3 separate regions of the Mus musculus genome follow, and regions 1 and 2 are each linked to region 3. Evidence: chromatin contacts called from ENCODE Hi-C data. All regions are on one chromosome and are shown on one strand. Each heading gives the region's core, a stretch centred on a gene start or an enhancer-like site at or near the end of the contact. The rest is flanking DNA. Distances are from core to core; before and after follow the strand shown. Region 1 overlaps Arid1b (AT rich interactive domain 1B (SWI-like)). Region 2 has its middle 43 kb from the start of Gm34507. Region 3 holds the start of Arid1b (AT rich interactive domain 1B (SWI-like)).

Region 1 (3,762 bases), core at 69-2,568, 250 kb before region 3:
TACTAGGCTTAACGGCTATAATCAATCAACACATCAGAGTCCTCAGCTTCAGCGGAGCAGGAGACAGGGAAGTAGAAGGAACGCTCGCTCCTTCGGGACCAATGGCCTGCTCCTTTAGAACACTCACACGGAAGAGCTAAGAACACACCAGCTCTAGACACTATTCATTTAGCCACCATTTCCCGAAATGTAGCCAAATGGATTCGGACACTCTCCTCGTCTCTGCTTCCATTAGCTCATAAAAGCACTGTACCCCTCACGTCTCGAGTCCTCAGTACAGCAGGTCAATGCCTCCCCTTCCACAGAGGCAGTATGCTGCTGCGTGCACGGCTGCAGCGGTGACAGTCCACAGAGGCAGTATGCTGCTGCGTGCACGGCTGCAGCGGTGACAGTCCACAGAGGCAGTATGCTGCTGCGTGCACGGCTGCAGCGGTGACAGTCCACAGAGGCAGTATGCTGCTGCGTGCACGGCTGCAGTGGTGACAGTCCACAGAGGCAGTATGCTGCTGCGTGCACGGCTGCAGCGGTGACAGTCCACAAGCTCCAGAAATGAGCAAGGTGTGTGACTCTCACTACAGCAGATAACTGCAGTGAAGAAGAACACACAGACACAGGCACAAGCAGACATGGGGGAGGAGGGTGGTGAAGCACGAGGCTGCTAGCGGCTTGGGAGGGATCCGAGAGGGGAAGAAAGGTCAGGTGGAAATGAGCAGAAGCTCTTGTGTCTTCCTGGTCGCTGAATGTGGAGGAAGAGGAAGAAACAAAGCTTAAGTTCAAATGTGGTAGAAGAAGAGAAGACGTGCTCCTTTGGAAGAGAAGCCACCACATTCATCTGGTGAATGCCAGACAGACCGGGTCTAGTGAGCTCTTTCATACTGCGGTGGAGCTTGGCATGAAGGGTTACAGGCTGCTAAGGAGAGGCTGAACAGTGCCCTTTCCCTCACCAAGCTCTTCGAGCTGCACACCGTCTCTCAAAACCAGAAGCCCTGCCTGTCTCCCTCACTGCTGCTAAGCATCATTTGGAAAGGATAGGAAATTATTGCTTTGTTTAACACACAAATATTTTACATTGTAAGGGGAAAAACACTGGCTAAGTTTTCTGAGTTTGTAGAAATGCTGAATTCATGTTTTCTGTGTAACCACAGATTAGAAACATGGATATATCAATGACACTGTGTGTTTCTTTTTTTTTTCTTTTGCTTGCTCAGTTTGCCAATAAGCAGCATGCATCCCCCTTGGAACAAGCTGTCACGGAATTTCTACCTCCAGAGAAGCCAAAACGGAGCACGTGATAGATGCTGAGACGTGAGCTCAGCAGGGAGGGCAGTGGTGCTGTCCCTGCAGCGCATGCGTGGCAATGATGTCCCTGCAGCAGTGTGCGTGGCCTATGCTGGCAATGCCGAGAGAAAGCCGGCAGGAAATGTTTACACACAGAAACAAACCTGTAATATACCCTGAGTCTTATTAAGGGTAAATTAAACCACGGAAAATATATTTACTGGGATGGATGGGCTTGGGCTGAGGCTTGAAAGATTTAAAAAGCTAGGCAGAACGGATTAAACAAAAGAGAGACATGTTTTGCACACTCTGTGGTTCATGTTACAGGCACTAATCTTGACAAACGACATCAGGAACCTTTATCGTTTCCTCTCACTAACGCCCTTCCTGCTCGCTCTGGCCCACGACCAGCTTCTCACTGCCATCCATCTTTCTCTTCCCCCGGTTAGCATCCTTTCTGAATCTGCTGTGTGAATGTCAAATTAAGAAAACTTGTCTTTTGCCTAGAATATTTTCTTGTTTTTATCTGCAGCTCTGGAAGCCCACCTGGGTGCCATTTCATATCGTGCTAAGGAGGGGCTGGGGCTGTTTAACTATCACAGCATGTGCATTTGTTGTCTGAGGGCACGTTAGATGAACAACTCATTCTCCAGGAGCTGGGGCGACAGACTCTGGAATGAGCTGAACTCTAGAGAACTGGAGTTCATCTAGCACAGGCCAGCTCTGGCCAAGCTTCCTTTGGAAGTTCTATCCTGGCAAACTTTTGCAAAGCACAGAAACTAGAGGCCTTTGTCAGGCAGCGGTATGCCAGTCACCTCCTGGACAGAGGACAGGTGTGTGTGTGTGTGTGTGTGTGTGTGTGTGTGTGTGTGTGTGTGTGAGAGAGGGGGGGGGGGAGAGAGGAGAGCGAGCGAGCAGGAGCACAGCAGAGGGAAGCAGGGCTTACCGTGGAGAAAGGAATGCACAGAGAGAGGCAGAGGACAGCTCTCAAGGACTGATCACAGGGTCCTCCTCACTAGGCTCTTCTGTCAAGCTCACTGGACTCCTGACCTACCTCACAAAGCCCTCATTCTCATCTGGCCAGCAGTTAGAGGGGAAAATGGGTGAGCCACCTCCATCAGGTAAGCACATAGCAATGCTTATACAACCTAAAACCAAGCAACACAAAGAAAACAAAACCAGGAGCCTTACAACTCTGTCCTTTCTGCTCTCATGGGTAGGAAGATCTACCTTGGATTAATCTTCCTATAATAAAAACCAGCACCACACAGGAACGGCCAGGAAGCCATGTCCCTTTGGTGAGGCACTCATGTGAATATTTACGTTTATGTTATTTGTTCTAACCTATCAGTGGTCATCTACAGATAGATTAGAGTGACTTAACTTCACACACAGCAGGCCAGTGACAAAGAACCAAAAATAGCCATAAGCAGGACCCCGAAGTTCATGCCCTTATACGTCATTAACAAAGCCAAAGAAGCAGCACGAGCAATCAAAGGGCCAGAAGCGTCCATCGGGCCAGGACCCGCCCCGCCTGCCACCTGCCCTGCACAGCCACGCTCCCCGTCTTCAACCTTGGCTGCGCGTACAGCATGGGCAGGAAAAAGCTGACAGAACCCTTGGTGGTCAACGGAAGTTGAGTTTTGCTAGTAATCTGTGAGGCAAGGCCAGTGAAGCCAACACACAGGCCTCTCAGGGGTCCGCAGTGCAGGGACTGGTGCCGACTCGCTTGGCAGAGCCAGGGGATCAGATATGGCACATATTTGTATGTCCAAAAGCCATTCTCCTTAAAACCCTGCAAGGAGCTCTTAGACTATAACTTAGGAAACTGTCACAGTCAAAACATCACCAAATTGGCTATAAGAGGACATCGACAGCAAACACTTCCACAACGTAACCAAAATGATACCCACGCAACCTACCTACAAGGAGGGTGGACGCTCTTTGCTCTGGCCTTTAATGGAAGGTAAGAAACAGGGAGGAGGTAAGTAGAAAGCAGACCTGGTAATGGCACCGGGGCAAGATGGCCACACAGAGCAGCCTGCACTCCTGGATTCTGTCCCAACTTCTGCTGTCTCACACAGGCACCTGAGATGTGGGGCATGGCTAGTGCTAAGCAAGGAGGCAATTCATGTCCCTAACAGGAAATCTCCACCCACTTTTCAAGAACTCATGAAGTGAAGACACCAGGAGTGACAGGTGTGCCGAGGCCATCAGGACTCTGGAGCTGAGCCTCAGACACTCACGGGGCTGGGCCTTGGCCTCCCAACACAACCGCAGCAGGCAGCACAAGAGCATCAAGAATCTGAATCAGCCTTCGGGACACTTTACTGCAGTGCCGATCTACATTAGAAGGTTTACTCGCTAGTTAACAATTTCATTATCAGGGCAGAGATGGAGAGAAATGGTTATTCCTTTGCAACAGACTCTGGGCAAAAGCGCCAGGAAGAAGGAGCGTAGCTTTGACACTGCCATAGCCCAGCT
Region 2 (3,750 bases), core at 239-2,738, 130 kb after region 3:
CACAAAGCCCAGCATGGTGCGGGCATGTGCCAAGACTTGGAGATTACCTGCAGGTGGAGAGGTAGACAGAGACTTGGACAACAGCTGTGCCTGGAGTAGGTTTAAGATACTATCTTCTGGGATCTTTGAAAGGTTCCCGACAGAGCTGGTATCTTTCCCCTAATACCCAGTGATGTGTTTATAAAAAGATAAAGAGAGGAGGGGATATGTTCTATGGAGGTGTGGTGAGGTGTGGGGGAAGGGGGTGCCTCAGCGGGCCCATGCCAAGGCATCCCTTCCCCTACATGATGGTATCGTATAGAATAGAGTTTATTCAGGGCATGGAGAGGTGAGTTAAGAGGGGGAGAGAGAGAGAGAGAGAGAGAGAGAGAGAGAGAGAGAGAGAGAGAGAGAGAGAGAGAGAGAGAGAGAGAGAGAGAAAGAGGAGGAGGAGGAGGAGGAGGAGGAGGAGGAGGAGGAGGAGGAGAGAAGTAGAAAGTAGAAGAGCAGAGGCCAGCCATGAGCACGTGGAGAGAGGGGGTGAAGGGGCGAAGGGACAGAGCTGGAGCAAAAAGAAAAGCCGGCAAGAGAGCGAGGAGGGGGCAAGCAGCCCTTTTTATAGTGGGTCAGGCCAACCTGGCTGTTGCCAGGTAACTGAGGGGTGGAGCTTAGACACAATGCTAACACCCAGAGTTTTCTGCGTGGGTGTTGTGATATGATTTGTACCTCTCAGCTCTTCCTTAGTTAACTCTGTTCTTTTGTTACTAAGTGTTTGGTGTAGAAGCGCTCCCTAGGAGAGCCCTCCCCTCCTCCCAGGCTTTTGGAAGCCCGACCCTGCTTCCTCTCCCAGATTCCTTACCCACTCCTGCTTGCTCAGACATGTGTCTGCGTTCAGACTTCCAAAAATATGACATCTGGAGCCCATGGGAGGTGGGTGCCGATGGTGGTGGAGGAATGAGAGGAGGAACTTGGGTAGGAACTCCTGTGGGACCAGTGAGCCTGGAGGGCACAGAGGCCACATCCCCTGCCCTCTTGCATAGATAGCAGGCTGCTTGCTGCAGAATCCGACTCTCACAGGCGGTGAAACTGGCGGGGAAAGGGGCTAGAGGATCACTGGTTGCCAAGTCAGGGTTGATTTCTGGTTGCATGTAATCGTGGATGCACACGGGAATCCCTACCCCCCACCCCAGTGTGGTGGCACACGAGGAACAAATGTTAAGTCTGAGCGTAGTTTGGGTTGAATGGTTTGTCTTAGGGATCAGGCCTTTCGTCCTTTTTTTCTCCTTGTGAAGGATGGGAGGCTGTGAAAACTATTTTATGCAAAGTAAGGCTGTCTACATTCTCTGCCGAACTGTAGAAGAAAAAGCAGTCTGTGAGAGTTTCCTTCTCCCAGAGGCTGGGCACGTCCATGTGTGTACTGCTTTTGATGAGATCTGCTGTTTTGCCCACGGCAGTCATCCGTAAAAACACCCCTTTCCTACGCACAGCCTTCAAGCCTCTGTACGCCGTGCGCTTTGCTCTTTATTTTTCTCATCAAAGCCAAGCAGAGCGGTGGTTTGCCTCGGTAAAACCTCTCCTCTTTTTGGCTCTCTGCCTGGTTCTTCCCAAGCTACTTGGAAATAAAGGGGGAAAAAAAAATTCAGACTAGTTTCTTTTTGTTCTTGACTGATTCATGGGTGGAGGGAGGAAAGGATGGGTTTTCCGTCTGAAAACACAGCACGGAGTTCCAGCAGGTTTACCATTTTTCTCTGCCCTGAAAGTGTGGCCCCAGAACAGCGCCAGGTACACAGCAGGTGTCTGGTGAGAGCAGAGTCCGGCACAAAGCATGTATGGGCTCTGTCCTGTCTGCGTGTAGGTGCCTTCGAGCGAAATCTTGGAGCGTATTCACACACATATAAATTAAACACGTTTGTGGCTAAGCTCCTGTGTGTCTAAAGCCTTTTTCATAGCGTGCTGTGATATAAATCAGTTTCAATAGTGTTCAGCCCCAAACAAGAGTTATGTAGGGGCAGGGAAATCAAAGCAGGGTTTTCTTAATTATAGCACTAGATTGAGAGAAGCTATTGACTTGCGGGATCTCATTATTTGTCTTTCTGTCTATCCATATATCCATGTGACTAGGGTAGTCAAGGGGTCAGAAAGGAACACGGCTAGAAATATGGTACCTCTAATGGCGCTGATAAGAATCGGAATTGGCCTGAAGCTCAGCGGCAGGTTGTCTATGGCTAGATGAAACCAAGCCAGCGGTGCTGGGAGGAAGAACTGTGTGTACGGGTTTGCTAATATCACCGTGTGAAGAAAGAGGTTTGTTGTCACATGTGTGCTTTGAAAAACGGAGAAACCAAACCAAATTAGCCAACCAACCAAACAAAGCTGGGAAAGGAGACTCTTACGTGTTTCCAAAAAGGAAAATTCACTCTGGCCTCCCTTCCAATGCTGAGCTCCTGCCTGAGAGGAGGAAGCCCATTAAAAGAACGTATGTGTGTCTAGGACAAGGTCACAGACTTATTGGTTTTCTGAGGCACAGCATAAATACAGCAGACAAAGAGAATTGGTTTGCCTTTCCTGATGCCTTGTTCCATCCTCGAGGCTGAAGTGTGGGCAGATTTCTGATGCTGGCTGTATCTGTGCACAGTGGGGCCCAGAGTCAGAAGTTTCAAAATTAGGGAAGAGTCAAATGTTGCTGCAGCAGATAGATCTATCACCTAGACACACACTTCATTCATTGTGTCCATGACTACACTCTTGAACAATTGGTGAGGTTGCTCAGATGGGAGTGGAGCCCTGTTCCTGCGGCTCAGTTCTCTCCGAAGCTCTTTCCTGGGCAGATGGGGTCTCACACGGCTCCCCAGTTCTCCTCCTTTGCATTCATCTGGCCAGCCACTGTAGCCTGACTGATACCTCGATCCTCCATCTGTCTCTTGGTTACTTGCATGGTGACTTTATCTACCCAGGATCATCAGTCCCCAAAGATGCACTTTTGGCCAGCCGAACACTAATTTGCTAAGGATTAAAGTTTAGTTTTAAGTTTTTGTTTTACCATTGATTAAATAGCAATCTTCTTAAAAAATTATTATCCTACATATATGGGTGTTTTGCCTGATTGTATGTCTGTGCACTGTGTGCGTACAGTACCCACAGAGGCCAGAAGAAGGTCTGGATTCCTGAAAGTGGAGTTGCAGATGGTTGTGAGCTGTTATGCAGGTACTAGTAATTGGTTTCTCTAGAAGAGCAGCTGATTTTTAACTGCTGAGCCACATCTCCGTCTCTGATAATAATCTTCTTAAAGTAGTTTTTAATGCCTGAAGGTCTTCCCCAAACATGATGCAACTTTACCTCAGTGACTTATTGTGTATGTGTGTGTGTGTGTGTGTGTGTTTGTCTCTGTGTGAGTCTGTGTGTGTGTATGTGTGTTTGTCTGTGTGTGTGTGTGTGTATGTGTGTGTGTGTGTTTGTCTATGTGTGTGTGTTTGTGTGTGTGTATGTGTGTTTGTCTGTGTGTGTCTGTGTGTGTATGTGTGTGTGTGTGTGTGTGTGTGTGTGCACGTGTGCGCATATGCACAAGCAAGAGGCCCACTTTGTGGAGTGACTCTTTTCTTGAACCTTTACATGGGTTCTGGGGATTGAATTCAGTTCTTCAGGCCTTCCTGGAAAGTGCTTTTTACCCACAGAGCCATCTTGCTAGTCTGGTTAAAAGATGGGGGCAGGGAAGGGTTGAATCAAGGACCCTGTGCTTGCTAGAAAGCACTTTATTGCTGGACTACCTCCCTC
Region 3 (3,435 bases), core at 143-2,642:
GGTGCCGGGGCTCATCGCCGGGTGACTCCTTTGTTGCGCGGCCGCCCAGGCCGGGCTGGCAGCGGCGTACTGGGCGCCTAGGTCCTTGCCCAAGCCCATGCCCGCGGCCGCCTGCTGGCCACCCGCCGCCGCCCCCGCCGCCGCCTGGGACTGGGGCTGCGACGGCGGCGGCGGCGCGCTGGAGCTGCTGTAGTCGGGGTAGCTACCGCCGTAGCTCCTCATCATGGGGCTGGGTGAGGTGAGCAGCTGGTTGAGGGTCGGTGTAGCCCCCGACGGGTGCTGGTTCTGGCCGGCGAAGCGCTGGAAGCCCCCCGCCGCCGCCGCCGCGCCGGCGGCCGCCTTGCTGAGGCTCGCGGCCCCGCCGCCCCCGGGGCCCATCATCATGCCGCCGCCCTGCTGCCGCGGGGAGCTCAGCACCCCGTACCCCGAGGACGAGCTCCCATAGCCGCCGCCACCGCCTCCTCCTGCTGCTGCTGCTGCTGCCGCCGCCGCCGCGGCCGCCGCCGCCACAGCTCCGGCTCCTGCTGCCGCTGCCGCTGCTCCTCCTGCTCCTCCTGCTCCTCCTCCTCCTCCACCTCCTCCGCTGCCTCCTCCTCCTCCGCCGCCGCCGCCGCCGCCGCCCGCGCCGGGCCGGCTGTAGCCCGGATAATGGTTGTACTGGCTGTTGGGGTACCCTTCGTGGGAGTTCTGCAGGGGGTCCATGCTGCTGGGGGCCCCGGCGGCGGCAGAGGCGGAGTGCATCATCCCCATCCCGGGGCTTTGTTGTCCGCCATGTTGATCAAAGCAAGGCCCAGCGCGGCCGCCGGGGCCGCCGCTAGCAGGGGCAGCGCTGCCATAGTAATTATTAAACTCCGAGACGGCCGCTGGGCCGCCGCCGCCCCCGGGCACGGCGACCGGCGCGGGCTGCTGCTGCGCGCCCAGGCCCGGGTGCTCATAGCGGCTGCCCGCCGGCTCCCCCATCTTGGGCGGCGCGTCGTCCTCGTCGCCCGGTTTGCTCAGCAGAGGCTGGCCCTGCGGGTCAGCCTGATTGCCCGCGACACTGTCCTTGGCGCCTCCATGTTGCGGCTGCTCCATGTCCGGGCCGGGCTGAGGCGCGCCGCCGCCCGCACCGCCCAGGCTGTTGTTGGCAGTGGGATGCTGCTGCTGCGGCGGTGGCGGCGGCTGCTGCTGCTGTGGCTGCGGCGGCTGCGGCTGCTGGAACTGGTTTAGCTGCTGCTGTAGTGCGTGGTGGTGGTGGAGGTGGTGGAGGTGGTGGGCATGGTGGTGGTGGTGGTGGTGGGCATGGTGGTGGTGGTGCTGCTGATGGGGCGGTGCAGCGGGGGCCTCGCCAACGGCTTTCAGTTTGTGGTTGGGGAGCAGCCCGGTCTCCATGGTCGAGCCGGGGCCCGCCGAGGAGGAAGAGGCCGCGACGGCGGCGGAGGAGGACAGCGCGGCGGCGCTTCCACCCTCCTTGAGAGCCGCCTCGGAGCGGCCGCTCTGCGCGCTGTTGGAGCTGGCGGCCGCCGCGGCGCTCGCGCTATGGGCCATGTTCAGGTCGTGACGGGGGTGCAGGGGGTGGTGGTGCACATTATTCAGGCCGCCGTCGCCGCCCCCCAGGATGGGGCCCGGAGCCGCCACCGCGCCGCGCGCGCCCGTCTCCAGGTCCCGGGCCCCGGGCGCCGGCCGCGGCCCCGAGGGCGCCCGCCGCTCGCCGCTGCCCGCCCGCGCCCGCGCCGCCGCTGCTGCCCGCGCGGCCATGATCGCCGCGGCGTGGCGCGGCCGGGCGGGGTGGGGGGAGACAATGTCCCCACTCGCAGCCGGCCGCCCCTCCTGCGCGCATCCACGCGGCCCGCGGGGAAGCGCGGTGCCCTCCCCACCCCACCCCCCGCAGCCCCGGGCCGCCCGCCGGGGGCGCGCCTTTGCGCTCGGGGGCTCGCGCCCGCTACGGCCTGAACGGGCGGAAAGTTTTTTAGTTCCGCTTGCAATGAAACTTTTCTCTCTCCCTCCCTCACTCTCGCTCGCTCTCTCTCTCTCTCTTTTTCCCCCCTCTCTAACCCGGATATGGGGGGGGGGGGGAAATGCACGACTTGCCTGAGCCTAATCGGGCCCAGCGCGGCGTGAGGGAGCCGAGCGAGCCGGAGCAACTATTATCCGCTTCTCTCCGAGGGCTGCTGCGCACTCGCAAAACGCGGACTGGACTCGGCCCCGGGCGCCGCCGCTGAGCGCACGTTCGCCCGCCAGCTCGCCCCGCTCACCCGGCTGGTCTCGCCCGGCCTGGCGCGGAGGGCCCGGCCCGGGGGAGCGAGGGGAGGGGGGGGGGAACCGGCTGCCGGCGCTCGGGGCCCGAAGCTGCTCGGTCCCCTCGTGCCTCCGGTCTCCCTGCCAACCCGCGCGCGGCCCTGTGTTTGTTTTCACGTCTAAAGGGAGCGGTACGAAGGTGGAAAACGAGTCTGAAGAGCAGACAAAAGAGGGAGAAGGGGCTGGGAAGCAAAGTTGTCTGTTGGGCCTCAGAGGTGGCGAGGAGCCGGTGGAGAAGAGAAACACTCAGGCAGGCCGGGCAAAAGCACTCGGTCTCTCTCAGGAGTTATGTAATTTTTCACAACCTTGGCCTCTGCGCCTGAATTTCAGGCCATCGGCTTAATTCCCACAACTTCATCCAACTGAGAAATTATGAAAGACTTAAGTGAAGGTTAAGCAGCAAAGACTGCTGTGCCGTGTACACAGCAGGCACTCAATAATTGCTTATGATTCACCACTCCGATCTAAGGTGGTGTTTATATAACTCTTTTTAAAGGCACCGGAAGTAGGTATGAAAACTCCTAGCGTTCCCCATGGAGTATTTTTCTTATAATGCGTTTGGGTGTCCTCGAGTGTGTAGTGTTAGCTCCACACAGCATTCAGGGGACGTTTAACCATTGGTGCAAAACCAGTGCCGGCTAAGGTTTATCTTGGGTCTTCATAAATCTAAGGACGACTTTCATCATATTTCAGAGGTTAATGTGTGCAATTAACCCTCTTGATATGAGTTCACTTCTAAGTAATGGGAAACAAAACCAAATAGATGTATTTAATAAACATAAAATCAATAATAATGCAAACAGTCTAATCCCAAAGCAGAAATATGCAGTACTTGCCCAGTTTTTAAAAGGTGCCTATTGTTTTAGCAGAATAATGTTTTACACATTATTATCATGGAGTAACTAATCTCTGACTGCCTCTGGTATCCAGACTTCTTTACCTAAGCAACAGCTCAGTTATGCTAGAGTGGACTGATTTGTGTGAGAGAACGCATTTGAAACCAAAGCTTCCCAGAGGTCAGGCTGAAGGAATATGCTAGATTCCGGTGCACTGTACTTTTCCAAAATCATTCTTTAGCCGCTTGAAAAAACTATTTTAGCTTATGTCAATTGCCTTGGTTGTGTGCTAGGCCAAGTGTAAATATTTTACATGGCTAAA

The links. Hi-C counts contacts between places; a loop is a spot of excess contacts on that map.
Region 1: a loop to region 3 is called in a map of heart, with 2.5 times the contacts of the local background. The contact joins the enhancer-like site here to the promoter of Arid1b in region 3. A Hi-C loop is called at or near these places in 1 of 37 maps with a recorded cell type or tissue (heart).
Region 2: a loop to region 3 is called in a map of adrenal gland, with 3 times the contacts of the local background. The contact joins the enhancer-like site here to the promoter of Arid1b in region 3. A Hi-C loop is called at or near these places in 1 of 37 maps with a recorded cell type or tissue (adrenal gland).

The regions. Positions count from the first base shown.
Region 1 is chr17:5,247,028-5,250,789 of GRCm38, reverse strand. All of the region lies in intron 5 of Arid1b (AT rich interactive domain 1B (SWI-like)), which reads right to left. Among named protein-coding and RNA genes, the nearest start is that of Gm34854, 25 kb to the right of the region's middle. Within about 2 kb of position 1,318, at least 2 of the 3 ENCODE cell types and tissues checked have a DNase peak (open chromatin) inside an H3K27ac peak, as active enhancers do; they include heart, where a contact is called at or near this core.
Region 2 is chr17:4,863,537-4,867,286 of GRCm38, reverse strand. No RefSeq gene overlaps it. Among named protein-coding and RNA genes, the nearest start is that of Gm34507, 43 kb to the left of the region's middle. Within about 2 kb of position 1,488, at least 1 of the 3 ENCODE cell types and tissues checked has a DNase peak (open chromatin) inside an H3K27ac peak, as active enhancers do.
Region 3 is chr17:4,993,031-4,996,465 of GRCm38, reverse strand. Arid1b (AT rich interactive domain 1B (SWI-like)) reads right to left here and starts at 1,392. Exons shown (of 20, transcript NM_001085355.1): 1 at 1-1,392. The coding sequence starts at 1,371.